5 separate regions of the Homo sapiens genome follow, and regions 2, 3, 4 and 5 are each linked to region 1. Evidence: chromatin contacts called from ENCODE Hi-C or POLR2A ChIA-PET data. All regions are on one chromosome and are shown on one strand. Each heading gives the region's core, a stretch centred on a gene start or an enhancer-like site at or near the end of the contact. The rest is flanking DNA. Distances are from core to core; before and after follow the strand shown. Region 1 holds the start of POLRMT (RNA polymerase mitochondrial). Region 2 holds the start of MBD3 (methyl-CpG binding domain protein 3). Region 3 holds the start of C19orf25 (chromosome 19 open reading frame 25). Region 4 holds the start of NDUFS7 (NADH:ubiquinone oxidoreductase core subunit S7). Region 5 holds the start of ATP5F1D (ATP synthase F1 subunit delta).

Region 1 (5,701 bases), core at 1,781-4,280:
CAGCGGCGAGATCTCAGCTCACTGCAACCTCAGTCTCTTGGATTCAAGCATTTCTCTTACCTCAGCCTCCCAAGTAGCTGGGATTACAGGCACCACCCACTACCACGTCCGGCTAATTTTTGAATTTTTAGTGGAGACAGGGTTTCACCACGTTGGCCAGGCCAGTCTCGAACTCCTGACCTCAGGGGATCTGCCTGCCTCAGCCTCCCAAAGTGCTGGAATTACAGGCATGAGCCACCATGACCAGCCAATATTGCATTTACTTAATACAGGAGTGGTGGAGACAGATGTAGTTAAAATAAATGGTGGGGCTGGGGGGTGGTGGCGGCTACAGAGTTGCGAGGCTGGAATTTGGGCAATGAGCTGTTTCAGAAACTGCTGTCTTATTCCAAAACCCAGATTATGTTCTTTTTTTTTTGAGACAGGGTCTCGCTCTGTCGCCCAGGCTGGAGTGCAGTGGCTCAATCACAGCTCACTGCAGCCTCTGCCTCCTGGCTCAAGCAATTCTACATCTTCCCACCTCAGCCTCCCAAGTAGATGGGGCCACAGGCAGGCACCATCACAGCCAACAAAATTTTTTTGTATTATTTGTAGTGATGGGGTTTGGCTACATTGCCCAAGGCTGGAGTGCAGTGGTGCGATCTTGGCTCACTGTAACCTCCACCTCTCAGGTTCAAGTGATTTTCCTCCCTTGGCCTCCTGAGTAGCTGGGATTACAGGCACAGGCCACCATGCCCGGCTAATTTTCGTATTTTTAGTAGAGACGGGGTTTCACCATGTTGGCCAGGCTGGTCTCAAACTCCTGACCTCACGTGATCCGCCCGCCTCGGCCTCCCAAAGTGCTGGGATCTCATCAAATAAAAGAAAAGACTAACGCATAAGGAATGGTGAAATAGTTCAGAAGTCGGTTTCCACCCAAGTTTCTGGCTCTGCCAGCCTGCAGGGGTGCAGGGGGTGTCTGTAGGTCTTGGCACACCAGGCCTGGCTGATTCAGGGCCAGGCAGGTGACCCCAGTAGTGGGTGAGGTCTGAGGTCACAGCCCGCTGGGGCACCCTGAGGTGGACTGAGGCAGGTGAGGGAGGGTGCTGCCGTCTGTCGAAAACATTCCCAGCCGGTGGCATCAGTGCGCTCACGCAGGCGTCGGCAGCAGCGTCTGGAATGTGCTGTAAGGAGGCTGCCAGGCCCTTCCAGAGTGAGGTCGAGTCCTCGTTCTGGGCTGATGGGGAAACTGAAGTGCCAGGGTTTGGGGATGGAGGATAGCTTGAGCTGAGGCCCCCGAGCCCCCGTGTGGTCAGGCCCCCTAACTGAGCCCCAGCTACATCTTTGCTCCCTCTCCCCAGCCCCACTCTGCTCAAATTGCTCCTCTGTCCACGCTTGTTCCTGCCTCAGGGCCTTTGCACTTGTTTTGTTTTGAGACAGGGTCCTGTTCTGTCAACCCAGGCTGGAGTACAGTGGCGCCATCTCAGCTCACTGCAGTCTAAACCTCCTGGGCTCAAGCAGTCCTCCTGCCTCAGCCTCCCGAGTATCTGGGACCACAGGTGTGCACCACCATGCCTGGCTAATTTCTTTTTTTCCTTTGGTGGAGACTGGGTCTCAGTATCTCGGTTGCCCAAGGCTTGTCTGGAACTCCTGGGCTCAAGCGATCCTCCCGCCGCAGCCTCCCAAAGTGCTGGGATTACAGGCCTGAGGCACTGAACTGACCTCCCTTTGCACTTTTTTTTTTTTGAGACAGGTTCTCGCTCTGTCACCCAGGCTGGAGTGCAGTGGCGAGATCTTGGCTCACTGCAACCTCCGCCTCCCGGGTTCAAGCGATTCTCCTGCCTCAGCCTCCCGAGTAGCTGGGATTACAGGTGCCCGCCACCACCCCCGGATAATTTTTGTATTTTTACTAGAGACGGGGTTTTGCCATGTTGCCAGGCATGCTTGCGTATTTGCCAAGCTGGTCTCGAACTCTGACCTTAGGTGATCCGCCCGCCTCAGCCTCCCAAAGTGCTGGGATGACAGGCCTGAGCCACCAAACCAGCTCCCCTTTGCAACTGGGATATTAGCCTGGAACACAGTTACCCCCAGATATTCCTATTCTCACCCTTCCCAAGCCTACTGCCCCACAGCAGGCGCTCCCGCCTCTGGCCTGCTGCCCCGGCTGAACGACACAGGTGGGCACACCTTCCAGGTTCCATTCTAAAGCTCCCGCCCTGCTCCTCCTAGGCAGGATCACGCGGAGACCAGGGCAGGCTCTAGGCTCCGAGGTTTATTTCATTCCCTTGACCTCACCCCACTTAGCAGGTGAATCCAAGCCTGCCGCTCCATTCGGCTCCTGCCCCTGAGGGCTTGGGGATTGGAGGGTAAACTGAAGCTGGAGGCTGGGAGTCTCGCGGACTGGGGCTTTCTCTCCTTGCAGCCTCCCTGAGGTCGCACGTGCTGTGTCTTCCAGCAACTTGGTGGCCCTCTCTGAGCCTCAGCTTCCTCCATGATAGACGGCATCCTAATGACTCTTACCCAAAAGTTGTCGTTGGAGCAATGAAGGTTGCGGACAGGAATCTCTAAATTGCAGATGCTGTCCTCGTTATTAGATGAGTATGCCTTGAAAAAAAAAAAAAAAAAGCCGGGCACGGTGGCGGCGTCTGCAATCCCAGCGCTTTGGGAAGCCGAGGGGCGAGGATCTCTTTACCCCAGCAGTTCGAAGCTGCACTGAGCTATGATCACGCCACTGCACTCCAGCCTGGGCCACAACGCGTCCAAAACAAAACCAAAAAAGAAAGAAAAACAGAAAAAAAGTCCGGATTTGAGGTCCTCGGGAAAACAGCCTGAGAGTGCCTCCCAGTTGCCACGGCAACAGCTCTGTCCCGCCCCCTCCCTTTAAAAACAGCAGGAGGAACCAATCAGAGCGTCCACCGGCGCATGCCTTCGCGCCTCCGCTGCATCCTGGGAGTCTACTTCCGGCTGGGGTTTCCCTTCGCAGCCTCCGTCGACCATGAAACCACAACTCCCGGCAGGCGGCGCGGGCGCATGCGCAGGCGCGGGCCGGTGGGGTGGCCTGGAGCGGCGTGCGTAATGTCGGCACTTTGCTGGGGCCGCGGAGCGGCGGGGCTCAAACGAGCCCTACGGCCTTGCGGCCGCCCGGGACTCCCCGGCAAAGAAGGTAACACAAAGGGAGACGGCCAGGCAGCCCGGGGGCCACGGCGTGGGCTCCTCCCCGCGCGGCCGGGGCCTTTGGCGCTTTGACCTTTGCCTCTTTGCACCTGGGCGTGCGCAGCCCACCGACCCGGCCCCGCTTTCCACTCGCCCTTGCCCGCTTTTCGACTGAGGCTCCTCCGTGCAGTCTGACCTTTGACTCGTGGTTTCTTATGCAGCCTCCTGACCCCAGGTGTGGTGTTTAGGGCTCTTAACCTTTGACCTGCTGCACCTCGAGTGCGAGGAACCCTCTCTCGGCGGTTCCGCGCCCGTGTTCGCCGCGGCGGGGCCCTTCCACCTTCGCTGTCTTAGTTTCTTTCCAACTTAAGCCCGTGCTCCGAGAGTTTCCGCTGCGTTTAGGGCTCCTTTGCCCTTCGACCCTTCGGCTTCTGCCTTTATGGAGGCCCCCGCCCACACGCCCGGCCCCGCTCAGCCGCTCTCGTCTTTCCCGCAGGGACCGCCGGTGGCGTCTGCGGCCCCAGGAGGAGCTCGTCCGCCAGCCCCCAGGAGCAAGACCAAGACCGCAGGAAGGACTGGGGCCACGTGGAGCTGCTGGAGGGTGAGCGCGACCCCCACGGCGGCCCGGGAGAGGAGAGTCCGCTCCCTGCTGCCGGGAGAAAAGGCAAAGGCTCAGATTCTGAGACAGGCTGAGGGCGGTCTCCACCTCTCGGGTCCCAGGACACGCCCAGACGGCGTTGCTGAAACATCTCTTGCACCGCTCATGGGCCCTGTCCTTGCTGAGCAGGCTCCTTCCTGGAGCTCTCGTAATTCCCCCTCCCCAGAACCCCACCAGGTGCTCCCACTTTCCAGGGACATAGGTGAGGCCCAAGATTATGTCTGGAGAGACCCCCCCCCCGGCCCCGCCGCCAAGGCCACATGTGCAGAGCCAGGATGTGAACCCTGAACTGACTCAGCTGTCCTGGCTTGGCTCTGGGGGGTAGGCGCCTAATGGAGACTGGATGACTGCGAAACTTGGGAGGGACAGCCCAGGCTCCAGCGGTGGCAGGCCCTCGTCCTGGCCTGGCTGGTGGTGTGGGAGGGAGGTGGGAGCTTCCCTGTGCTTGCTTCCCGCCGGTGCTTCTGTCCCACATCCTGTCTGCGTCCATTAGGCAGCCGGGAAGGGAGAGGCGGGAGAACCTTTATAAAGGGAAAAAACCTGGCCAGGTGCGGTGGCTCACGCCTGTAATCCCAGCACTTTTGGGTGGCCGAGGTGGGCGGATCAAGAGGTCGGGGGTTCGAGGCCTGGTGCGGTGGCTCACGCCTGTACTCCCAGCACTTTTGGGTGGCCAAGGTGGGCGGATCAAGAGGTCAAGGGTCCGAGGCCTGGTGCGGTGGCTCACGCCTGTAATCCCAGCACTTTGGGAGGCCGAGGCGGGCGGATCAAGAGGTCATGAGTTCAAGACCAGCCTGGCCAACATGGTGAAACACTGTCTCTACTAAAAATACAAAAATTAGCTGGGCATGGTGGTGAACGCCTGCAGTGCCAGCTACTCAGGAGGCTGAGGCAGGAAAATCGCTTGAACCCGGGGAGACTGAGACAGGAGAATCGCTTGAACCCGGAAGGTGGAGGTTGCGGTGAGCCGAGATCATGCCATTGCACTCTAGCCTGGGCAACGAGGGAAATTCCATCTCAAAAACAAAACAAAACAAAACAAAGCTCTCAACTGTTAATCCTAAAAGTATCTCCTGAGTTTTGGAGCACTCTGAAGGCGGACATCACGCTTGTCTTTTTATTTCAGCAATTTTTTTTTTCTTGAGACGGATTCTCAATCTGTTGCTAGGCTGGAGTGCAATGGTGCGATCTTGGCTCACTGCAGCCTCCGCCTCCCGAGTTCAAGCAATTCTCCTGCCTCAACCTCCCGAGTAGCTGGAACTACAGGCGCGCACCACCACGCCCGGTTAATTTTTCGTATTTTTAGTAGGGACGGGGTTTCACCGTGTTAGCCAGGATGGTCTTGATCTCCTGACCTCGTGATCCGCCTGCCTCGGCCTCCTAAAGTGCTGGGATTACAGGCGTGAGCCACCACATCTGGACACCTGGGTCCCCCCCCCCCTTTTTTTTTTTGAGACAGGGTCCTGCTCTGTCTCTCAGGCTGCAGCACGGTGGCCTGATCACGGCTCACAGCAGCCAGGAACTCCTAGGCTTAGGTGATTCTTTCACCTCAGCCACCGGAGTAGCTGGGACCACAGGTGCGCGGCCCTGTACCCGGCTTATTTCAACAGTCTTTTTTTTTTAGATGGATTATTGTTCTGTTGCCCAGGCTGGAGTTCAATGGCGCTATCTTGAGTCACTGCAACCTCTGCCTCCCAGGCTCAAGCAATTCTCCTGCCTCAGCCTCCCAAGTAGCTGGTACTATAGACACATGCCACCACGCCCAGCTAATTTTTTGGATTTCTAATAGAGACGGGGTTTCACCATGTTGGCCAGGCTGGTCTCGAACTCCTGACCTTAGGTGATCTTCCTGCCTCGGCCTCCCAAAGTGCTGGGATGACCGACGTGAGCCGCCATGCCCGGCCAGCAATAGAT
Region 2 (5,701 bases), core at 2,097-4,596, 960 kb before region 1:
GCCACTGCACTCCAGACTGGGTGGCAGAGTGAGACCCTGTCTCAAAAAAGAAATTGTGTGACTTGAGCCCTGAATCTGTAGGTTACCAGACCCCAGTAGCAGTGAGCTTCCCCTGCCTATTTCTGTATCTGCTGTCCTGGTACTTAAGTCCCGAAAGGGAAGGCAGAGACTTCAGCATGGTGGCACTGAGGCCCTCGCCAGCCCAGGAGGTGACAGGAGCCAGACTGGCGGATGGGGTCCTGTGTTTGTTGCCACAGTGAGTCACTGGACTCCACTGTAAAGAGGAGCAGTCTCGTGGTCCCATCAGCCATTTATTCAGTCATTTATTTCTACCAGCATCCACTCGAGGACATTTTTTCTTTTTCCTTTTTTTTTTTTTTGAGACAGAGTCTCGATCTGTCGCCCAGGCTGGAGTGCAGTGGCGCGATCTCAGCTCACTGCAACCTCTGCCTCCCAGGTTCAAGCGATTCTCCTGCCTCAGCCTCCCGAGTAGCTGGGACTACAGGCGCCCGCCACCAAGCCCAGCTAATTTTTTGTATTTTTTAGTAGACACGGGGTTTCACCGTGTTAGCCAGGATGGTCTCTATCTCCTGACCTCATGATCCACCCGCCTTGGCCTCCCAAAGTGCTGGGATTACAGGCATGAGCCACCACACCCGGCCTTGATGACATTTTTTCTACAGACTATAAATCCTTTATAAACTTTAATTTTGTTGCTCAAGTTGTCCTCTCTGTTTGGCCATCGTGACCCCTTCCAAATGGGCTCCTGTGTGCACATGATATGTCCCGGGTCACTTTTTTTGTTATTGAGGTGAAATTCACATAACATAAAATTAACCATTTTCAGGTGTGCAATGCAGTGCTTTAATACATTCACACTGGTATGCAGCCACTGCGCCCAGCCTGGAATTGGCCATTTTAAAGACTATTTTATTGACTTACTTATTTTAGACAAGGTCTCGCTCTACCACCCAGGCTGGAGTGCATTGTCACAATCATAGCCCAATTTTAAAAATAATCTTGGCCGGGCGCGGTGGCTCACGCCTATAATCCCAGGACTCTGGGAGGCCAAGGCAGGCGGATCACCTGAGGTCGGGAGTTTGAGACCAGCCTGACCAACATGGAGAAACCCCGTCTCCACTAAAAATACAAAATTAGCCGGGCATGGTGGCGGGTGCCACCATAATAATCATCTCCCTTGCATGGGGGCAGGCCTTGCACTGGCTGCCCTAGTCAAGTAATCCCAGCTACTTGGAAGGCTGAGGCAGGAGAATCGCTTGAACTCGGGAGGCGGAGGCTGCAGTGAGCCGAGATCGCGCCGCTGCACTCCAGCCTGAGCAACAAGAGCGAAACTCCGTCTCAAAAAAAACACAAATAATTAAATTAAAAAAATAATAATAATCTCCCAGCCGGGCGTGGTGGCTGGCGCCTGTGATCCCAGCACTTTGGGAGGCTGAGGCAGGCACATTGCTTGAGCTCAGGAGGTTACAGTGAGCCAAGATCACGCCACTGCACTCCAGCCTAGGCAACAAAGTGAAACCCTGTCTCAAAACATAATTATCATCTCCCTTGCATGGGGGCAGGCCTTGCTCTGGCTGCCCTAGTCAGGTACCACGGCTGGTTCTGGGGTGTAACTGCCTGGCTTTGAGTCCACAGCATAGACTTTCCTGTCTCCTTGGGAGCACTGATTCTTCCATGGCAGCCCAATGCCATGGGGCCTCGGTCTCAGGCCAGTAACCAGCTCCTGAGCTTCTCGGGAGACAGAGCTGGCTGTCTCACACCTCACCTCACCTCACGACGAGGTGGGGTGAGCGGGGCATCCGACCATCATCCACCCATCCATCCTGATTTATTCAGTGCTTCTGTGGTCAGCACAACATCCCGAAAATGTGCCCGTTCCGTCGGCCGCTGTGGCTCACACCTGGAACCCCAGCACTTAGGGAGGCCGAGGTGGGCGGATCACTTGAGGTCAGGAGTTCGAAACCAGCTGGCCAACAAGGTCAAATCCCATCTCTTCTAAAAATTCAAAAAAATTAGCCGGGCATGGTGGTGGGCGCCTGTAGTCCCAGCTACTTGGGAGGCTGAGGCAGGAGAATTACTTGAACCCGGGAGGTGGAGGTTGCAGTGAGCCGAGATCACGCCATTGCACTCGAGCCTGGGCAACAGAGCAAGACTCTGTCTCCATCAGTCAGTCAATCAATCAATAAATGAATGTGCCTGTCCTACTCCCTGGAACCTGCAGCTAAAGGGACTTTGAAAATGGGACGAGATCTTCAGATGGGAAAGCATCCCAGATCGGGTGGACCCAATGTCAACAAAAGAGTCCTTAGAACCAGGACAGTTTCTCCAGCTGGAGGCAGGGGAGCACAGCAGCTAGACTCAGTCCTTGAACACCTGTGCAGGCCCGCCCAGCCCTAGCCTTGGGAGCGACGCTGTCAGGGGGAACTGATGGGGGGCAGCCCACCCGTTTCCATTTCAGGATCCCTCTGGCTGGCTGGGGAAGGGGTTAAGGGGAGACAACAGGGGGTGGGCGATTCCGCAGGAAGGTCCTGGAACTCTCCCGGCCAGAGATGGTGGCTGGACTAAGGTGCAGGGGGTGGTCGGGGAGCTGGGGGGGGGTGCTCAGATTCCTGGATTTTGAGGGTTCAAAAAGCAGCTGGACGGGGCGCAGTGGCTCACGCCTGTAATCCCAGCGCTTTGGGAGGCCGAAGTGGGCTGATCACCTGAAGTAAGGAGTTCGAGTCCAGCCTGGCCAACATGGTGAAATCCCGTCTCTACTAAAACTACAAAAATTAGCCGTCCGTGGAACCAGCTACTTGGGAGGCTGAGGCATAACAACTTGAACCCGGGAGGCGGAGGCTACAGTGAGCCAAGATCGCGCCTCTGCACTCCAGCCTGGGTGACAGAGACCCCGTCTCAAAAAAAAAAAAGCTACTGGAGGGAACTTGGGGGCGTGGAAGGGGTGGTCACGGGGGAAGTCCCCCAGATTTGGACGCTCGTAAAAAGCTCGGAAGCTGGGAGACCAGGAGGGCGGGGAAGTCGAGGTCCAGTCACTGGGCCAGAGTCCCCAAGACTTGGGCTGGAGAAAGGTCGGAGGAAAGGACCCCACTAGTCCGAAAGCATGTCCCCGCGCACGCGCACCAGGCGGCCGGCAGAGACAGGGCACAGTAAAAGGAGCCGCGCGGACTCCGGGCACAGCTGCTGGGCACTGGCAGCTCGCAAGGCACAGCGCGCAGGCGCGCACGCCACTTAAGGCCCCGCCCCCTCCCAGCGCGCTGATTGGCGGGGCCGTAGAGGGGCGGGGGCATGGCGCCGCGGCTGCGCAGCGCGGGGCCCCGCGCGGGCGGGTGGGCGGAGCGGGCCCCCCGAGCGGGGGCTGGCGAGCGCGGGGAGGGGGCCGAAAGGGCGGCAAAGCCGGCGCGCGCCCGGCTGGGGGCGGAGGGCGGGGGCCCGCGGGCCGGAACAGCCGCGGCAAGTGGCGGCGGCGGCAGCGGCAGCGGAGGCAGCTGAGGCGGCGGCGGCGAGTGGGGGTCCGGGCGGCGGCGGCGGGCCCGGCGGCGGGCCGAGGAGCCGGGCGCAATGGAGCGGAAGAGGTGGGAGTGCCCGGCGCTCCCGCAGGGCTGGGAGAGGGAAGAAGTGCCCAGAAGGTCGGGGCTGTCGGCCGGCCACAGGGATGTCTTTTACTATAGGTGAATGAGCGCGCCGGCCGCGCAGGGCCTCAACGGGCTCCTCCCAGCGGCCTCTGCGGCGGCCTCGGCGCCCCTGCCCCGGGCCGCGGCCTGGGCCCCGCGCGTGCGTCGTGCGTGCGTGCGTGCGTCTTGCGTGCGTGTGCGCCCGGCGCGCGGAGGCCCAGTGCGCGTGCGCCGCTTGTTGGGCCGCATGGCTTTCGGCCGGCCGTTCAGGGACTGGCTGCCGGACGGCGACTGCGGCCTTTGTTCGTGCGCGCTGGGCCAGGGGCGCCTGGCGGCGGCCAGATGCTACCGGGGGGCAGGGGTGGAGGGTGGGCTGTCCCTTTGGTTCCCGTGAGACGCAGGGGGTGCCTTCTTGGGGCGCTCCTGGGGTGGCGCGGAGCCCGAGGGGGTGGCCAGCCGGGATTTCGGGGAGCAGGGCTCATGGGCGGATCGGGGAGGGCGTGCGTGAAAATACGGGTTCTTGGGCTCGCCCCAGTCCTGGGAATAAGCGCCTCAGGGTGACTGGTCTCCCACGCAGCGTTGCTTTTTTTAAAGGTATTCCCCTTGACTCCTTCCGAGGCCTCTGGTCCTCTTGGGTCGTGGCCCCCTCAGGGTGGAGACCTGAGGCTTTCGACTTTCCGAGCCCACCTAACGGTAGTCTTTGCGTGGATGTTACTGGTGGTGGAAGGCTTTCAGAGACCCCCCCGTCCCCAAATTGGAACAAGGCGCTGCTCTGAAAGGTCGCAGGGAACCCCCTCCGTGGAACAAAGACTTAGTCGCCTGCTGCAGCCAAGTCCCAGACAGTCGGCCACCTGCTGTTTGTCCTCTTTTTTTTTTTTTTCCTGGCTCGGGAAAGATGCTTTTGATTCTGGGCCAGCTTTGATTGCGCCCTCCCCTTGGTTCAGTGTCCCGTGGCGCCTTCAGGTCCCCCAGGAGGGGAAAGCGGAGGACGCCTGCCATGTGCCGAGCACCTGGGTAAAGGGGGGTGTGCGGCTGGTCCCCCTTTTTCCCACAGCTCGGGGTCGTGGGCAGGAGACCGCCCAGGTGAGGGCGGGTGGTTTCCACGAGCCAAGGAGGGGCAGAACGACCGCTCCGTCCACTGTGCACTTCGGTCCTCTGTGGTTCTTGACTGTCCCGGTTTGGGGAGATAAAGTGAGAAAAGTGAGCGGGGAAAGGATGGCTGTGATCAGAAGCAATGTGTGGGGCCTCGTCCTGCAGGAGGAGCTCAGGGACTGGTTCCTGGAAAGTTGGAGGACAGCAAGAGAGGGGAAACTTGGTCCCCAAATGTGTACCCTTATGAGCTGGAACCCTGTACACGTCCTGAGATCTGCAGTGACACATGCTGAAATCTGGGAGGGCAGATGACGGGGCCTGAATGAGACTGGGGTCAGGGAGGGCTTCTCTGAGGACGTGACATTGAGTGACAGGGAGAGGCGTCCAGGCAGCAGGAACCCCCTAAGAGGTGGCTGCAGCTTGGGAGCTAGAACCAAGGCCAGCTTGAGCGGAGTATCCTGAGGCTGTCATCACCCCACCTCTCTCATTCCCACTCTGGGCCCTGGCCCTGAGCATGAGGGTCTAGCAGTGGAGAAAAGCAGGGAGAAGCTCCTCTACAGGCTAGAGATTTCAGGTTTCTCTGCAGAGGGTGAAGCCAGGCAGCCCAGAGCCGCCCTCTGCAGGTCTGGGGCCTCAACCCAGCCCTTCATCTGAGGCTGCAGGCTCCCAGACTGCGTTTTCTGTTGGGGGTGCCTGGGGAGAGTTCAGGCCATGTTGCCCACTTTTTTCTATACGTGTGGTTTTATCAAGGCTGTTCTTTTTTCATTGAATAAAATCTCAGGGACATCATTTTGTGTCAATAGATGGGCATAACCTTTATTTAAAATTGAGATATAATTCACATTCCACAAAAGCTACCTTTTTTGTTTTTTTTCTTTGAGACAGGGTCTCACCCAGGCTGGAGTGCAGTGGTACAATCACGGCTTACGCATTCTTGACCTCCCAGGCTCAGGCGACCCTCTCAGCTCAGCCTCCCA
Region 3 (5,701 bases), core at 1,367-3,866, 850 kb before region 1:
CTATACGCCTGGCTCTCCCGTGCCAGGGCCACCCCCACCAAACCCCAGGTCTGGCTGCCAGCTGGAACCTGAAGTTGTCAGCTCAGAAAGCGACCTTGCCCCCGCCTGGGTCCCTGACAGGCACTGCTGCCATGCTGCCTCCCCAGGCTGGCCCCAGAGGAGCGAGCACCAGCACCCGACGCCTGGCCTGCCAGGGATGGGCCCCGTGGAACCCCGAAGCCTGGCGGGAGAGAGAGAGAGAGAAGTCTCCTCTGCATTTTGGGTTTGGGCGGGAGTGGGCTGGGGGGAGAGGCTGGAGCACCCCAAAAGCCAGGGGAAAGTGGAGGGAGAGAAACGTGACACTGTCCGCCTCGGGCACCGCGTCCAACCTCAGAGTTTGCAAATAAAGGTTGCTTAGAAGGTGCTCAGTCTGTGGCCTCCTCTGGAGCAGGGTGGGCCCGAGGCCCCAGGGCTCAGGTGGTTTCTGCTTGGGGTCCCCGGACATCAGTCCATGGAGAATGCAGCCGGCCACGGAGAAAGAGTCCGCCCAGGCCCAGGGACCCCAGGCAGTGGGAACAGCAGGGAATGGCCGGGGGTCAGCAGTAATGTCCAGCCCCAGAACATGGCTCACCATGGCCCAGAATCCTCTCCTGCGGTGATTCCTTTGTTTTTTTTCTTGTTTGTTTTGAGACAGGGTCTCCCTACGTTGACTAGGCTAGAGTACAGTGGTGCGATTGTAGCTCACTGCAGCCTTGAACCCTGGCCTCAAGCAATCTTCCCTCCTTGGCCTCCCAAAGTGCTGGGATTACAGGCGTGAGCCACTGTGCCTGGCCCTTTCCTCCCTCCCTCCCTTCCTTCCTTTTCTTTACTTCCTTCCTTCTTTCCTTCCTTTCTTCCTTCTCTTTCCTTCCTTTTTTAGTAGAGATGGGTTTCACCATGTTGGCCAGGATGGTCTCGATCTCCTGACCTCGTGATTCGCCCACCTCGGCCTCCCAAAGTGCTGGGATTACAGGCTTGAGCCACCGCACCTGGCCCCTTCCTTCCTTTCCTTTTCTTTCTTTCTTTCCTTCTTTCTCTTTCCTTTTTCTTTCTTCCTCTTTCTTTTCTTTTTCTTTCTCTCTCGCCTTCCTTTCTTCCGTTCTTCCTTCTCTTTCCTTCCTTTCCTTTCTTTTCTCCCTTTTCTTCTTTACTTTCTTCTCTTTATTTCCTTTTTCTTTTTTTTCTTTCTCTCTCTCCTTCCTTCCTTTTTCTTCTCCTTCCTTCTTTCCTTTCTTTCTCTTTCTTTCCTTTTCCCTCTCTCTGTCCCTTCCTTCCTTCCTTCTCTCTCAACAATATTTTTTTTTTTGAGACAGAGTCTTGCTCTGTCGCCCAGGCTGGAGTGCAGTGGCACGATCTCGGCTCACTGCAAGCTCTGCCTCTCGGGTTCATGCCATTCTCCTGCCCCAGCCTCCTGAGTAGCTGGGACTACAGGCAACCGCCACCATGCCTGGTTAATTTTGTTTTTCTTTTTGTATTTTTAGTAGAGACAGGGTTTCACCATGTTAGCCAGGATGGTCTTGATCTCCTGACCTCGTGATCCACCCACCTCGGCCTCCCAAAGCGCTGGGATTACAGGCGTGAGCCAACACACCCAGCCTAATTTTTGTATTTTTAGTAGAGACGGGGTCTCACCATGTTGGCCAGGCTGGTCTCAAACTGGCCTCAAGTGATCTGCCCGCCTCGGCCTCCCAAAGTGCTGGGATTACAGGCATGAGCCACCGCGCCCAGGCTGAATTTACAGTTTAAACAGGCGAATTTGGCCGGGCGCGGTGGCTCACGCCCGTAATCCCAGCACTTTGGGAGGCTGAGGCGGGCGGATTGCCTGAGCTCAGGAGTTTGACACCAGCCTGGGCAACACAGTGAAGCCCCATCTCTACTAAAATACAAAAAAAAATTTTGACGGACGTGGTGGCGGGCGCCTGTAGTCCCAGCTACTCGGGAGGCTGAGGCAGGAGAATTGCTTGAACTCGGGAGGCGGAGGTTGCAGTGAGCTGAGATCACGCCACTGCACTCCGGCCTGGGCGACACAGTGAGACTCTGTCTCTAAAAAAACAAAACAAAACGAAATAAACAGGAGAACTTTATGGTATGTAAACTGCATCTCAATAAAGCCCCTGAGAGAGGAAAAGGGCCCTCTGCTCTTTCTGCCTTCCCAGGCATCAGCGGAGAGGAAAAGGTGACCTCCAGCACCGTCCCCGAGGTGGGAGGACCCGCCTTGGCCGGAAGTGGAGGCGCCGCGACCGCCCCGCCCCCGCTGTGTTCCGGCCGCCGAGTGCTCATGCACCACCAGGCTCCCTTAGGTGGACAGCAATTTTGTGCTCCCGTCAGCCACATGGGTGGCGTGTCCCCTAGTGCCGTGTTCCCCTTTTCAGAAAGACGAGCCTCGGATGCTTTTCTACCCAGCCAGTGGAGCCTGGACTCGAACTCGCTCTCATCGTAGCGCGTCCAGGTTCGGGTTCGCCTGAGAGGCTGAGATCCGAGTCTCAAGGGCACTATCCCTTTAAGACGGGGCGGAGCCCCGCGATGAGCGGCGGGCCGGCGGGAGAGGAGGCCGGAAGTGTGTGTCACGTGTTCGGGGACGGGGCGGTGCTCCGACCGGAATCGGAAGTGGCTGCGTCGTCGACGCTGGGCTTTCGGGTCCCGCGCCCAGGTGGGAAGAGGCCGGCGACTGGGGTGACCGCGGGGAAACTGAGGCAGAGGTTGAGCCAGACCCTGAAGCCTTGGCCACCGTGTTTTTGGGCGGAGGGAGGGTCAGGGCCTGGGGCGAGCTCAGAGGGGCGGGACAGGGCGGGCTTCCCCGGGAGCGGGACCGCGACGGGTGCGTACGAGTTCGCTGGGCGGGAGGAGCAGCCCGGGCAAGGGCGGAGAGGTGGACGCCCCGGTCAGCGCCCCCTTCCCCGCCTTCAGAGATGGGCTCCAAGGCAAAGAAGCGCGTGCTGCTGCCCACCCGCCCAGCGCCCCCCACGGTGGAGCAGATCCTGGAGGATGTGCGGGGTGCGCCGGCAGAGGATCCAGTGTTCACCATCCTGGCCCCGGAAGGTAGGGGGAGCCCGGTCCCGGGGAAAAGCGGACCTGAGACCCCGGCAGCAAGGGGACGGGAGAGAAGCACACCCCTAACTCCTGACCCCACGCCCTGGGAACCCCCGCAACATGGGCACGGTCCGTATCCTCTCCGAGTCTCCCTCTACTCCTCCGTAGAGTGGGACCGATTTTCAGAGGGTTCTTCTGACAGGGGTGGAGGCCGGGCGCTGTGGTTCAGGCCTGTAAGCCCAGCACTTTCGGAGGATGAGGCGGGAGGATCGCTTGAGCCCAGGAGTTCGAGACCAGCCTGGCCAACATGGTGAAACCCCGTCTCTGCTAAAAATGAAAAAACAAAACAAAAACAAAAACAAAAACAAAACAGAGTTAGCTGGGCATAGTGGCAGGCGCCTGTAATCTCAGCTACTCGGGAGGCTGAGGCAGGAGAATCGCTTGAACCCGGGATGCAGAGTTTGCAGTGAGCCGAGATCGCACCACTGCACTCCAGCCCAGGTGACAGTGCGAGACTGTCTCAAAAAAAAAAAAAAATTACTGGGTGTGGTGGTGGACACTTGTAGCCCCAGCTTCTTGGAGGCTAAAGTGGGAGGATACAGCCTAGGCAACACAGCCAGACTGTGTCTCAAAAATAAATAAGTGGCCGGTGCGGTGGCTCACGCCTATAATCCCAGCACTTTGGGAGGCCGAGGTGGGTGGATCACTTGAGGTCAGAGGTTGGACACCAGCCTGGCCAACATGGTGGAACCTTGTCTCTACTAAAAATACAAAAATTAGCCGGGTGTGGTGGCATGGGCCTGTAATCCCAGCCACTCAGGAGACTGAGGCAGGAGAATCACTTGAACCTGGGAGTCGGAGGTTGCAGTGAGCTGAGATCACGCAACTGCACTCCAGCCTGGACCACAGTGAGACTCTGTTTCAATAATTATAATAATAATTAATAAATAGAAATAAATAAAGTAAAACAGAGGTGGTAAGCTAGGGCCCCCCAAACCCTGCCCCTGGCTGTTTTTTTAAGGTCTGGGAGCTATGAATGGACTTCACATTTTTAAATGGGGGTGGGTGAAAAAGAACATTTCTGACACCTGAAAGAGGTATGAAATTCAGATTTCAGTGTTGGTAAGTAAAGGTTTACGGCACACAGCCAAATGATTCACATACGGTTAGTGGCTGCTCTCACACCAGAAGGGCAGAGTTGAGTAGTGGGAGCAGAGACTCCAGCCTTTGGCAGGAAAGCTTGTCCACTCCTGATTTACGAGGTGGAAGCTAGTCAGAGACCAAAGGATTCAGCAGTGCAGTTGGGTGAATTTTGTGTTCTGGATGAGGCTCATTCATTCATTCAACAATCCTTTTCTTGAGCACTTCCTGTGTGCTGGGCTCTGCGCTTAGAGCACTGCTAATGGACAAGTGAACAAAAGAAACAAGAATGTCTGCCCCAGGCTGTTCTGGGGCTGGCGGGAAACAAATGAAGATGAATCGGCCAGGTGCGGTGGCTCACACCTGTAATCCCAGCACTTTGGGTGGCTGAGGTGGGCGGATCATTTGAGGTCAGGAGTTCAAGGCCACCCTGGCCAACATGGTGAAACCCCGTCTCTACTGAGAATACAAAAACATTAGCTGGGCATGGTGGCGCATGCCTGTAATCCCTGCTACTTGGGAGGCTGAGGCAGGAGAATTGCTTGAACCCAGGAGGCGGAGGTTGCAGTGAGCTGAGATCGTGCCACTGTACTCCAGCCTGGGTGACAGAGCAAGACTCTATCTCAAACAAAAAAAAAAAAGAAAAAAGAAAATGAGCCATGTGGAATGATAGAAACTGTGAATTTCTAAGGGAACATTTTTAAAAAGTAATATTAGAAAATTCTGGGGCCAGGTGCAGTGGCTCATGCCTGTAATCCCAGGACTTTGGGAGGCTGAGGCAGGAGGATGACTTGAGGCCAGGAGTTCAAGACCAGCCTTGGCAGCATAGCAAAACCTATATCTACCAAAAATACACAAACTAGCTGGGTGTGGTGGCATGCACCTGTGGTCTTAGCTACTCAGGAGGCTGAGGCAGGAGGGTTGCTTGCGCCCAGGAGTTGGAGTCTCCAGCCTGAGTGACAGAGTGAGACCCTGTCTCTGAAAAAGAAAAAAAGAGAAAAATTGAGTTGTGTTTTCCCTTTAGACATATTTCAAGTGCCCAGGAGCCACACATGGCTGGTGGCTGGTGTGGACCAGCATCGGTGGGAGGTGTGCGCATCATCTGGAAGGTTCTGTGGGCCGGTACTGGTCAAGGTGCATGAGTTGGTTTTATTCCCAGCATGCAGTTCGGTCACCTGAGGGTGCTGGGGCCGTGGTTTGAGCTTCATGGGCTCAGGTCCATGGCCGTTGAGTGTGGCGAAACTGAGGCACGCTGTGCGGGGGACGGGGGGCGCTCACAGAAGGTAGGGGGCCTCCTGTGCCTTCATCCAGGCACTGCCCGGCCTTTCCCACCCTGTTGCTAAAGCAGGTGATGACAGAGGTGATTTGATCAGCCCAGACCCGTGCGGCACGTGGAGCCTTCGTCCGTGGGAGACCACACTGCCGAGGGGCAGGCCAGAGCCGAGGGGCCCCTGACGCTTCTCTGAGTGACCCTGAAGTCGGTGCTGCTTCAGCCCTGCTGCACTGGGCTTGC
Region 4 (5,701 bases), core at 793-3,292, 750 kb before region 1:
AGTTTCCCAAGCTGAAAATGCAGGACTTTGGATGAGCTCCTAGCAGAGGAGATACTCTTCTGAGAACCTCTGAGGTGATGGGATTCTGTGCCTCTGGGTCAGGGTTTTTGTTGTTGTTGTTGTTGTTTTGAGACGGAGTTTCGCTCTTGTCACCCAGGCTGGAGTGCAACGGCACAATCTTGGCTCACTGCAACCTCCACCTCCCAGGTTCAAGCTATTCTCCTGCCTCAGCCTCCCGAGTAGCTGGGATTACAGGCGCCTGCTACCACGCTCAGCTAATTTTGCATTTTTTAGTAGAGACAGGGTTTCTCCATGTTGATCAGGCTGGTCTTGAACTCCCGAACTCAGGGGATCCGCCCACCTCGGCCTCCCAAAGTGCTGGGATTACAGGCCTGAGCCACCACGCCCAGCTGGTTTGTTTTTGTTTTTGTTTTTGAGACGGAGTTTCACTCTTGTTGCCCAGGATGGAGTGCAATGGTGCAATCTTAGCTCACTGCAACCTCCGCCTCCCGGGTTCAAGCGATTCTCTTGCCCCAGCCCCCCAGTAGCTGCGATTACAGGCATGCGCCACCACACCCAGCTGATTTTGTATTTTTAGTAGAGACGGGGTTTCTCCATGTTGGCCAGGCTGGTCTCGAACTCCGGACCTCAGGTGATCCGCCCACCTTGGCCTTCCAAAGTGCTGGGATTACAGGCGTGAGCCACCGCGCGTGGGCCAGGCATTCTTAACAAGGGGCCTGGTGAGGATTCAGAACTGTGAATTTGCTTGGAATAAAAAAATATATATGTCTTTGTTGTCACCAGCATCTTATGGAAAATTAGCCCTTCATTCAATTCTTAGCGTAGGCTGGGTGCCGTGGCTCCCAGCACTTTGGGAGGCTCAGGTGGGAGGATTGCTTGAACTCAGAAGTTCGAGACCAGCCTGGGCAACAGGGCAAGACCCCCATCTCTACTAAAAATACAAAAACTAGCCAGGCATGGTGGCGCACACCTGTGGTCCCAGCTACACAGGACACTGAAGTGCCAGAATCGCTTGAGCCTGGGAGGCACAGGTTGCAGTGATGAGCCAAGATGGCACCACTGCACTCCAGTCTGAGCGACAGAGGCAGACCCTGTCTTAATAAATAAATAAAAAATTCTTAGCATAGACAACAAAATACGGCAGTATTAGCAGGACCTGTAACTTTTCACCAAGCGGAATCACAGATGTTTCCTAGCTATGGTGCAGGGGCTGCAGACGTTTCCGTATCATCAAAGCCTCATTTCCACTCCTCACTCCTTCCAAATCACAGTCGCAATTAGACCTGCCGCTAGATCGCGTTCATAAGGGAAGCACTTAGATTACTAAGTCGCCAATCAGGTTTCAAGACAATCTTTTAATAACTGCCTCTCCGTGTAACTGATTTCCTTGCAATTCTATGGATTTTATTCCATGCATTTAATAACTTTATCTGAGCAGAGGTCCGCAGGCTTCAGCTGATCCCAAAAAAGTCCCTGGAGCAGGACAGGCTCTGCGAGAGGCCCTTACCTCCCAGGGGTGGGGAGGGAGGTGGAGGGTCCAGCAGGGTGGCGTGGATGTCCTGGGTCCTGTTCCTTCCCAGGCCCGGCCCTGTGACCTCGAAGACCCTCAATGGGCCTCAGTTTCCCAGCCTGTCAGGCAGGCCCCGCTCTCTCCAGGGCATCTCAAGAGCAGCCTCGCGGGCCGTGCCCTGGTCTCGGGGACGTGAATGGGGCCCCTCCAGCCTCCACCCCGAGCGCCTTCCTGAGGCTGGAGGCTTGCGTCATGACCTACCGGGCCTCGGTTTCCCCGACTGTACTCTGGACGCAATAACGGCGACCGTTCATCGCAAGCCGGGCGGGGAGCCCGAGGAGCGGCCGGCTCGGAGAAGCCCGGAGAGGACCGCGGCCACGACGCCGGCACCGACCCCCGACGCCACCACGACACCCGAGGCTCCCACGGCCCCAGACCCGCGCGGCCCCACACCCGCCGCCGGTGCCGCGCTCACCTGACAGCACCGCCATCTTGGCCTCGGCCTTCAGACAACCTCTGAGGTCCGTTCTCCTTAGCGCTCCGGGTTCCCGGGGCCGCCGCCCAAAGCGGCTCGGAGCGCATGCGGAAACCGGAACCTGGAGCCGGGAGGTTCCGCTGCGCTTTCGGCCTCCGTGGTCGTGTTGCGCCGTGCACCCCCAGATCACCCGAGGCGGAAAGGTCATCGGAGTGCGCACGTGGGGGCCGCGGGTCTGCGGCGGACCGACAAAAACAGAGGCGACACTCATTTTCTTGTTATTCCAGGAGGGCAAAAGTCACCACGCGTCCCTGGGTGGGCTCGAACCACCAACCTTTCGGTTAACAGCCGAACGCGCTAACCGATTGCGCCACAGAGACGACACTGCGCTCCGGCGCCCTGGGAGACCTTACAAAGGATGTGGGGCCTGCTGACGCGAAACGACTGCGCCTGCGCAGGGAAGGCGCAGCGCGGGACGGAGTCCCGGCGAGAGCGACTCTGCCGCCCAGCCGAAATAGCTCAGTTGGGAGAGCGTTAGACTGAAGATCTAAAGGTCCCTGGTTCGATCCCGGGTTTCGGCAGAAGTTTTAGCGCCTCTTGCGATCACTGATGTCTTTCGTTCAGGATTGGTCCAGCTGCCTCGCAGCTATCCCGGACCCCTTACCGCAACATCACCGCATTCTGCAGAGGAGTCGCCGCGATGTGGACTCATCCCAAAGTAAGGGGGCTCAGACCTCACAACCCCAAAGCCTCCTCTTCCCACCCCTAAGAGGTCATAATTTCAGCTCAAACTTCCCCCTTCCCTGACACACCCTCGATTTTCCATCTTGCTTAAATTGATAAGTTTACAACCAGTACTAATGATATAAAAACTAACACTAAACACCCAAACTAGCAAAACAGAGTTTGCAGAACGCTTTCTGCATGCATATCATTTAATTTTCACAATTCCACTGGAGGTTTTGTCTGCCTGTTTTATGATTACAAAAACAGAGGCAAAGGCCGGTGCGGTGGTTCACGCCTGTAATCCCAGCACTTTGGGAGGCTGAGGCAGGCAAATCACCTGAGGTCAGGAGTTCAAAACCAACCTGGCCAATATGGTGAAACCCTGTATCTAAATCCCAGCTACTCGGGAGGCTGAGGCAAGAGAATCACTTGAATCCGGGAAGCGGAGGTTGCAATGAGCTGAGATCGTGCCACCGCACTCCAGCCTGGGCGACAGAGTGAGACTCCATCTCAAAAAAAAAAAAAAAAGAAAAAAGAAAAAGAAAAAGTAAAGAAAACAGAGGCTCAAATTAGGTGAACACAGGTGACTAGCAAGACTGGGGGCCCCTTGAGGACCACAACAAGTGTTTACTGAATTCGTGCCATGGGCTGGGGACCCACTGCTGAGCAAAGCCAGGCCTGGTCTCTGTTCTTGGGCAGCTCAAAAGGATTGGAGGGGCCCAGCATGGTGGCTCACACCTGCAATCCCAGCACTTTAGGAAGCCGAGGCAGGAGGATCACTTGAAGCCAGGAGCTTGAGACCAGTCTGGGCAACATAGCAAGACCCCATCTCTACAATACATAATAATAATAAAGACTTGGGGGAAAAGCTGACAAGAACCTAAGAGGCTGGCAGGTGCACAAAACCCTCTTCCTTCTCTAGTTCTCATAGCTGCCCGTGCTGTAGGGTTTTGGTTTTATTTTTATTTATTTATTTTTTGAGATGGAGTCTTGCTCTGTCACCCAGGCTGGAGTACAGTGGCAAGATCTCAGCTCACTGCAGCCTCCACCTCCCTGGATCAAGTGATTCTCCTGCCTCAGCCTCCTGAGTAGCTGGGATTACATGCACACACTACGATGCCCGGCTAGTTTTTGTATTTTGAATAGAGACAGGGTTTGTTGGCCAGGCTGGTCTCGAACTCCTGACCTCAGGTGATCTGCCCACCTCGGCCTCCCAGAGTGCTGGGATTCAGGAGTGAGGCACCACGCCTGGCCATGGTTTTGGTCTTAAATTTATATCAATATTTTTAGAATAATTTAGAGTTGTGAGTACCCCATGCCCAGTTCATGAGTGTGATACATTTGTCACATGATACATTATTACTGACCAAAATCTACACTCTATCCAAGTTTCCTGGGTTTCCTCTAATGCCCTTTCCTGGCCTAGGGCTCCATCCAGGACCCTACGTGGCATCAGGCGTGGTGTTTCCTCAGCTCCTGGGACCGTGGCCGTTTCTCAGGCATTCCTGTTTCTGATGCCTGCACAGTTCTGAGGCAGGACTTACTGTGGAACATTGCTCATTAGGGATTTTGCTTGTGGATTTTTTTTTTTTAAATACAGTCAGGGACAGCAGAGTGCCTCCCCTGTCCCCGGCGTGCCATGCTGGGATCATGTGTCAGCTGCCCTGGACTCTTCCCGGGAGGAACAATGAAGCCAGCCCAAGGATTTCTGCTGGCTCTTAGCCCTAGTGGTGGTGGGGGATGGGGTGGGGACTGCAGCTGAGTTCAGTGGGAGCCAAGGGGGATGGTCCTCTGGCCGCTGGGATGACAGGGCTCCTGGGCTTGCGTTTGCTGTTCAGGCTCTTGCCTTCCTATGGGGTCTTTTTTCTTTTTTTGAGACGGAGTCTCGCTCTGTCCCCCAGGCTGGAGTGCAATGGCACAATCTCAGCTCACTGCAACCTCTGCCTCCTGGGTTTAAGCAATTGTCCTGCTTCAGCCTCCTGAGTAGCTGAGATTACACGCATCCACCACCACACCCGGCTAATTTTTGTATTTTTAGTAGAGATGGGGTTTCACCATGTTGGCCAGGCTGGGCTCAAACTTCTGACCTCAGGTGATCTGCCCACCTTGGCCTCCCAGAGTTCTGGGATTACAGGTGTGAGCCACCAAGCCCAGCCCCTATAGGGTCTTCACGTTCAACCGGGGCTGCTCTGTGTGACCAACAGAATGGCGGTGATATTCATGGGCGGCTGCTGTGGCTCCTGGGCTGCTGCCCCCAGCGAGGCTCCTCAGACCCCCAGCCCCGTTGGAGCCTTCTGATGATGTGGCCCCAACCAGCATGTGGACTGCAGCCCCACGAGCCACCCTAGAAGCCCCTGGCCGGGCTGCCCTTAGATCCCGGCCCCACAGAAACTGTGTGGAGAATGTTCCAGGCGCTGGGTTTTGGGGTGGCATTCTGCTGCAAAGGGGGCTGACTGATAGGCGGACTGGACAGAAAGGTGAGGTAGGTGGGGAGAAGAATCTGGTTCAGGAACTCCGGGCCCTGGAGGACACCCCTGAGACAGGGAACATGGAGGAGCTGGTTTCACGGGGCAGAGGCAGGACATGAGCAGAGGGCAGGCAGCAGTTCCAGAAACAGCTCAGGCCAGTGAGAGGGGAAGGACCCAGGGCGGGGTGAGAGTAGGAATTGGGGAAGGTGAGGAGGGGGCGTGAGGCTGGCACAGGGAGGGAGGCAGAGAGGCACAAGAACTCAGGCAGGCCAGCTGCAGTGGCTCTCGCCTATAATCTCAGCACTTTGGAGGCCGATGAGGATCACTTAGCCTCGGAAACACAGCAAGCACCATTTCTACAAGAAGCACAAAAATTAGCCGGGCATGGTGGTGCACACCTGTGGTCCCAGCTTCTTGGGAGGCTGAAGTGGGAGGATCGCTTGAGCCAGGGAGGTCAAGGCTGCAGTGAGCCACGTTTGCACCACTGTACTCCAGCCTGGG
Region 5 (5,701 bases), core at 2,206-4,705, 610 kb before region 1:
GGAGCGGGTGGGGCCCGCCTCTTTCCAGAGGCTGGTGGGCAGGGCCAAGGGCCAGCAGGGCTCAGGGTCAAGGCCTGGAGACCAGGAACTCGGCAGAGGCGCCAGGAGCAGCAGGGACACCCCTCCCTGACCGATGTCCCCATCACTGGTGACCTTCACCCTCCCCACCGTTGTAGGGTGAAGGTCAGCAGCCTGCCCGCCTGGCTGCACCCCACCCACCCCCTCGAGCCTGCTTCCTACGGACCTCCAGGTGCCCTAAGGGACATAGTCCAGGGGAGCTCAAAGGCCCTATTTGCAAGGGACATGGAGGACGTGAGCAGGGGCCCAGGACGCTCCCGGCTTCACCGGGCCAGGTGGAGGAACAAGAGCCGAGCACACAGTCAGGCTTCCGGGTCTTTAATGGGGCGGGGGCTGGGGGCAGTTCATCCAGAGGTGGCTCCGAAGCTGAGGTCAACCTTGGCGGCTGGCTCTGCAGGGCAGAGGGGATGGTAAGCGGCCCGTCAGGCTGGGGGGATCTTGAGAGGCGGAAGGAGAGCCCCATGGGTGGCAGCCACAGCTCAAAGCTGAGGAGGAGCTTCCCTGGCCCAGTCCCCAGAGCTTTCAACACAGGCAGGGCCTGGGGCCCAGGCAGAAGCCTGCACTGCCCTCTGGTGGCCTCCTTGGCAGGCGCGGCTTCCCCAGGTGGCCGGGACCCCAGGAGCTGGCTGGGCCCACCTGGCATCCCTGCCCAGCCCCTGGCCGGGCCTCGGGACACCGGGTACGCACCGCCTACTCCAGGGCCTTCACCAGGGCCTCGTTGGCCTCGATTCGGATCTGGATCTCTGCCCGCGTGGCCTCGTCAGCTGTCCCCACCAGCTCCGCCTGGGCCTTCTCCAAGTTTGCCTTGGCTGCCTGCAAGGGGTTGAGGGGCGGTGAGGGGCCAGCAGCGACCCCAGCCCGGCTCCTGGTCCCCCAGCGCTCCCTCCCCCGCAGCCTGGACAGCTCCAACCTGCTGAGCCTCAGGTCCCCTCTGACACTCACCCCCAGGTCCAACATGTCCAGCGTCACGGCCTCTTCGGCCAACAACTGCACCGAAGAGTCGGCGTTCACTGCGATGGAACCGCTGCTCACTGGGGGAATGGGGCGGGGGGAAGGCGTGAGACCCCAAAGGGCTGCACAGCCTCAGGGACTCCCCTGGTCAAGTCCAGAGCCCCCTGTGAACCAGGAGCTCCACAAACATCCAAGTCTGTGTCCTGAGTGTGCAAACAGACCCACAGGACTGGCCCTGGGCCCAACATGGCGGGCAACTGCTAGAGAAGAACAAAACAGGGGCCGCAAGAAAGGACTAGAAGCTGGAGGAACCCCCAAAAGCACTGCCTGGGGACAGAGGCCCTCCCTCTGACCCACCACCCATGGGTTGAGCTGGGGTCAGGGCCAAAGGCAAGCTGAGTTCAAATCTGGCCACCACTGGAAACCAGTGAGGCTTAGAACTGCTTTTTTTCCTGCACAAATGACCTTCCTCCCCTAATCTGATCAGCCCTCCCAACATGGTTTTTTGAGGGGTTTTTTTGGCACAGGGTCTCACTCTTGTTGCTCAGGCTGAAGTGCAGTGGCATGATCTTGGCTCACTGCAGCCTTGACTTCCCCGGCTGAAGCGGTCCTCTTGCTTCAGCCTCCCGAGTAGCTGGGACTACAGGTGTGCACCACTACAACCAGCTAATTTTTTGTAGTATGGGATTTCACTATGTTGCCCAGGCTGGTCTCAAACTCCTGGGCTCAAGAGACCCTCCCACCCCGGCCTTCCAAAGTGCTAGGATTACAGGTGTGAGCCACCGCACCCAGCCTCGCCTGGTCAGTTTCTTTTTATTTTTTGTAGAGACAGGGTCTCACTATGTTGCCAAGGCTAGTCTCAAACTCCTGGGCTTAAGCGATTCTCCCACTTCAGTCTCCCAAAGTGCTGAGATTACAGGCATGAACCACTGGGCCTGGGTGGTTTTACATCTCTTGCTTCGACCATCCTACATTGGTTGGTCCAGAGCCAGTCATAAACCGGCTGAGAGCAGGGTCCCCTCTGGTTCGCTTTCATCACCGGCCAGCCCAGGCTCCTCAGTGGACAAACCTGCTAAAACTGTATTTTTCTTATTTGAGATGGAGTTTCACTCTTGTTGCCCAGGCTGGAGTGCAGTGGCACAATCTCCTCAGCCTCCTGACTAGCTGGGACTACAGGCACCCGCCACCACGCCTGGCTAATTTTTTGTATTTTTAGTAGAGACGGGGTTTCACCGTGTTAGCCAGGATGGTCTCGATCTCCTGACCTCGTGATCCCCCCGCCTCGGCCTCCCAAAGTGCTGGGATTACAGGCGGGAGCCACCGCACCCGGCCAGTTTTCTGTATTTTTAGAAGAGACGGGGTTACATCATGTTGGCCAGGCTGGTCTCCGAACTTCTGACCTCAGGTGATCCACCTGCCTCGGCCTCCCAAAGTGCTGGGATTACAGGCTTGAGCCACCGTGCCCGGCCTAAAACTATTTTTTCTCGCAGCCTCAACTGAGACGGAGACTGACCTGGGATGTGGAGCCCCAGCCTGGCCTGGCCCTGCAGCCCTCCACCGGACTCACCAAAGTATTTGGAGGTGGTGCCGTCCTCTGCATGCACCACGACCAGCCCCGGCCGCAGGACCTGCAGCGTGGGCACGTGGGCCGCCAGGATGCCGAAGGCTCCGGTCAGCGTGGGCACGTCCACCTGCCGGACGTTGGCACCGTTGAAGAACACCTGCAGACAACAGCGTGGGGAATGATGGCGGGGCAGGCCGGCCCCGCGCCCACCGGGCACTCGGCCTGTCCTGCTAAGTAATGGGTCAGGGCAGGACCTGGCGCTGATGTGAGGCACTGAGACAACCCAGCGCAGGGATCCGAAGTTGCAGCTTTGGTCCTCAACAGTTGCGCCTCATTCTACTGATCCGCGAAATGGGAATGCAACGATCCGGCGACACCCAGGCTTTGGCCAGGGAGATCGGGGAGGGCACCCAGGAGACGCTTATCTCGGGGAGGTGCCCGGGACGAGGGCAGCGCAGGGCTCGGGCAGCAGAGGCAGGGCCGAGGGTCCAGGGCTGAGTAGCCTCGGCTTCCGGGGCGCGCGGGTCCGGGGGCCCGGAAGCGGGGGTCGCGCCCTGGGGGTGGGGACCCTGGACTCCGGGGGCGGCGGCCACGGAGGGTCCCGACCCGCAGCGCCCGAACCTGCGTGGGAGAGGCGAAGGTGAAGGACATCTGGTTGGGGCCAGAGGCGGCAGCCGGGGCGGCGGCGGCCTCGGCATAGGCACGGGCGTGGCGGACGAGGCGGCCAAGTCCCGGGCGGCGGAGCAGCGCGGCGGGCAGCATGGCAGCGGCGGGCGGCAGGAAGCGGGTAGCTGGCGGACAGCGGACTCCGGCGCGGCGCGGGCGGCCTGGAGGGCGAGGAGGACGACGCGCAGGGACGTCTGGGAGGAGGAGTCCCGGCGAGAGCGCAAGCGCGAACTACGACTCCCGGCAGGGCGCACGCGACGTTGACGACGCAGTGCCCCGTCGTGAGGTATTCTGGGGGTTGCAGTTTTGTTCCGGCCCGGGCTGCGGCAGAACCAGGGGGTGGTCAGATAAGGGCGGTGAAACCGTCCTGGGAGGTGGAGTAAAACGAACTTCAGTGAAATTCAAGATTCGGCTGCGTGGTGGCTCACGACTGTAATACCAGCGCTTTAGGAGGCTGAGGCCAGAGGATCACTTGAGGCCAGGAGCTGGAAACCAGCCTGGGCAATAGTGTAGATCGCCCCCACCCCCGACCCGTCTGTACAAAAAAAAAAAAAAAGATTTTTGGGGCGCTCATTGGATGCAGGGCCCTGGATAGACATCAAGAAAACATCAAGTTTCCGGCTCTGGGCCAGGTGTGGTGGCTCCAACCTGTAATCCCAGCACCTTGAGAGGCCAAGGCAGGAGAATCACTTGACCCCAGGAGATGGAGACCAGTCTGGGCAACAGAGGGAGACCCCGTCTCTACAAATAATCAAAATTAGCCGGGCGTGGTGATGCACGCCTGTGGTCCCAGCTACTGGGGAGGCTGAGGCGGGAGCATCGCTTGGGCCTAAGGAGATTGAGGCTGCAGTGAGCTATCATTGCGCCACTGCCTAGCCTGGGCAACAGAGTGAGAATCCCACTCTGGGGCCGGGGGTTATTTAGCAGACATTTGAGATCATTAATAAGCAGGTCAGGCCGGGCGCGGTGGCTCACGCCTGTAATTCCAGCACTTTATCCGATCTGGAGGGCGAGGCAGGCGGATCACCTGAGGTCAGGAGTTTGAAACCAGCCTGGTCAACATGGCGAAACCTCGTCTCTACTAAATATACAAAAATTAGCCGAGCATGGTGGTGGGCGCCTGTAATCCCAGCTACTCGGGAGGCTGAGGCAGGAGAATAGCTCGAACCCGGGCGGGGGGGGGGGGGGGAGGTTGCAGTGAGCCGAGATCGCGCCACTGCACTCCAGCCTGGGCGACTGAGCAAGACTCTGTCTCAAACAAAAAAATAAATAAAATTTAAAAACAAACAGGTCGTAGTGGTAGGTGGTGGCAAAAGCCAAAAATAAATCACAGTAAAAGCCGAGAAAGTGTGCAGGACGGGACAGGGTGGAAGGCTGCAGGTGCAGCTGTTCTAGGAAACGGCGACCGCGGCGAGGGGCACAGCGCGGGCGACGCGGGAGGGCTCGCTGGGGATCCCGGACCCCGGCGCGCTGCTCCTCGACGCCGGCAGAGGGCGCTCCGCGCCCGGAGATGCGCTCGCCGACCCCCCACCTCCTGCCTGGCCGTCGCCCCCGTGCGCCTCTGACGCAGGAGCGCGTGCGCGGGCGGCTCGGGGCTCCGCTGCCGTCAGCCAGCGGCCCGCGCAGCCTCGCTCGCGGCTATGACGTCACCGCCCCGCCCCCGCGCTCACGCAGGTCTGCGGCACCCGGCCGGGCCCCCAGCCCCGCTCCTTAGGCTCCGGGAAAATGCGGAATCGGGGATGGCGGGGGTTGGGGCTCGGGCTCCCTGGAAAGGGCCTTGAGCCTGGCGCGGTGGGCTGGACCCCAGGGGTGCAGGGAGCAGGGGAGGCCCTGGGGCTGTGGCTTTACAAGGGTGCAGCCAGGGAGATCCAATGCCTCCTGCTGTGGGCGAATCCGACACGATCCGTGGCTCCCTACATCCGGAGGCTGCACCCTCGCCCCCTGCCCGTGTTCAGGCCAGTGCAATGGCGGGCGCCACTGTCCCCTGGAACCCAAGCACCTGAAGAAGGCCCTGCTGGTCCGACTCAGGATGAAGGCGTGGGCCTGGCTCCTCCCACCGGGCCAGCGCTGTGACGGTCACTTGGAGCCTGGTCATCCTGGCCCTGGCTCGGGGGGTGCAGAGGAGGAGGCCTGTTCACTTTTCGAGTCGTGACCTGTGCACCTCCTGGCTCTCAGGACCGCATATCCAGCTGCCACTCCAGGAAACTGGGAGGCCTAATAGACTCAGTCTCACTCGTGGAACCACTTCCCTCCAGTCCCCACTCCAGGGTCGCCCACGGGTGAGGGCGCCATTACTCCAGCCCCAAACCTGGGGTTCCTCTGGAATTCCGCCCTGTCCCGGCCTGTGCACCCAGCATGGCCACCGCGGCTACCATCTCTTGCCTAGGAGGCCCCAGCCTCCCCCCGTTTAGTACAGGTACCTTTTCTTCACACAGCCAGAGG

What was found. Hi-C counts contacts between places; a loop is a spot of excess contacts on that map. ChIA-PET counts read pairs that join two places held with the same protein, here RNA polymerase II (POLR2A). Pooled maps may share reads with other maps.
Region 2: a loop to region 1 is called in a pooled map, with 9 times the contacts of the local background. The contact joins the promoter of MBD3 here to the promoter of POLRMT in region 1. A Hi-C loop is called at or near these places in 5 of 50 pooled maps.
Region 3: a loop to region 1 is called in a pooled map, with 7 times the contacts of the local background. The contact joins the promoter of C19orf25 here to the promoter of POLRMT in region 1. A Hi-C loop is called at or near these places in 2 of 50 pooled maps. POLR2A ChIA-PET finds 5 or more read pairs at or near these places in 2 of 52 experiments (T-cell and activated CD8-positive, alpha-beta memory T cell).
Region 4: a loop to region 1 is called in a pooled map, with 7 times the contacts of the local background. The contact joins the promoter of NDUFS7 here to the promoter of POLRMT in region 1. A Hi-C loop is called at or near these places in 4 of 50 pooled maps.
Region 5: a loop to region 1 is called in a pooled map, with 7 times the contacts of the local background. The contact joins the promoter of ATP5F1D here to the promoter of POLRMT in region 1. A Hi-C loop is called at or near these places in 2 of 37 single-sample maps with no recorded cell type and 6 of 50 pooled maps. POLR2A ChIA-PET finds 5 or more read pairs at or near these places in 1 of 52 experiments (activated B cell).

What each region holds. Positions count from the first base shown.
Region 1 is chr19:630,866-636,566 of GRCh38, reverse strand. POLRMT (RNA polymerase mitochondrial) reads left to right here and starts at 3,030. Exons shown (of 21, transcript NM_005035.4): 1 at 3,030-3,142; 2 at 3,629-3,733. The coding sequence starts at 3,055. LOC105372234 (a long non-coding RNA gene) reads right to left here and starts at 3,103. Exons shown (of 2, transcript XR_936226.2): 1 at 2,672-3,103; 2 at 1-2,583. RefSeq lists silencers at 2,817-3,076, 3,087-3,246.
Region 2 is chr19:1,590,510-1,596,210 of GRCh38, reverse strand. MBD3 (methyl-CpG binding domain protein 3) reads left to right here and starts at 3,346. Exons shown (of 7, transcript NM_001281453.2): 1 at 3,346-3,689. The coding sequence starts at 3,580. RefSeq lists enhancers at 2,906-2,955, 4,333-5,322 and silencers at 3,206-3,275, 3,346-3,395, 3,556-3,855, 3,996-4,095.
Region 3 is chr19:1,476,130-1,481,830 of GRCh38, reverse strand. C19orf25 (chromosome 19 open reading frame 25) reads left to right here and starts at 2,616. Exons shown (of 3, transcript NM_152482.3): 1 at 2,616-2,668; 2 at 2,926-3,057. The coding sequence starts at 2,928. It overlaps PCSK4 (proprotein convertase subtilisin/kexin type 4), which reads left to right. Exons shown (of 15, transcript NM_017573.5): 15 at 1-403. The coding sequence ends at 72. RefSeq lists enhancers at 2,450-2,569, 2,931-3,431 and a silencer at 2,790-2,839.
Region 4 is chr19:1,380,248-1,385,948 of GRCh38, reverse strand. It overlaps NDUFS7 (NADH:ubiquinone oxidoreductase core subunit S7), which reads right to left and starts at 2,042. Exons shown (of 8, transcript NM_024407.5): 1 at 2,007-2,042. The coding sequence starts at 2,022. TRF-GAA1-6 (tRNA-Phe (anticodon GAA) 1-6) reads left to right here and starts at 2,515; the gene lies at 2,515-2,587. TRN-GTT2-6 (tRNA-Asn (anticodon GTT) 2-6) reads right to left here and starts at 2,386; the gene lies at 2,313-2,386. RefSeq lists silencers at 1,913-1,972, 2,223-2,362, 2,543-2,672 and an enhancer at 5,012-5,512.
Region 5 is chr19:1,239,505-1,245,205 of GRCh38, reverse strand. ATP5F1D (ATP synthase F1 subunit delta) reads right to left here and starts at 3,455. Exons shown (of 4, transcript NM_001687.5): 1 at 3,215-3,455; 2 at 2,597-2,750; 3 at 1,021-1,109; 4 at 381-891. The coding sequence starts at 3,355. The coding sequence ends at 769. CBARP-DT (CBARP divergent transcript) reads right to left here. Exons shown (of 2, transcript NR_186324.1): 2 at 5,686-5,701. RefSeq lists enhancers at 359-518, 3,586-3,655, 3,696-3,825, 4,692-5,250 and silencers at 719-878, 3,176-3,285, 4,625-4,984.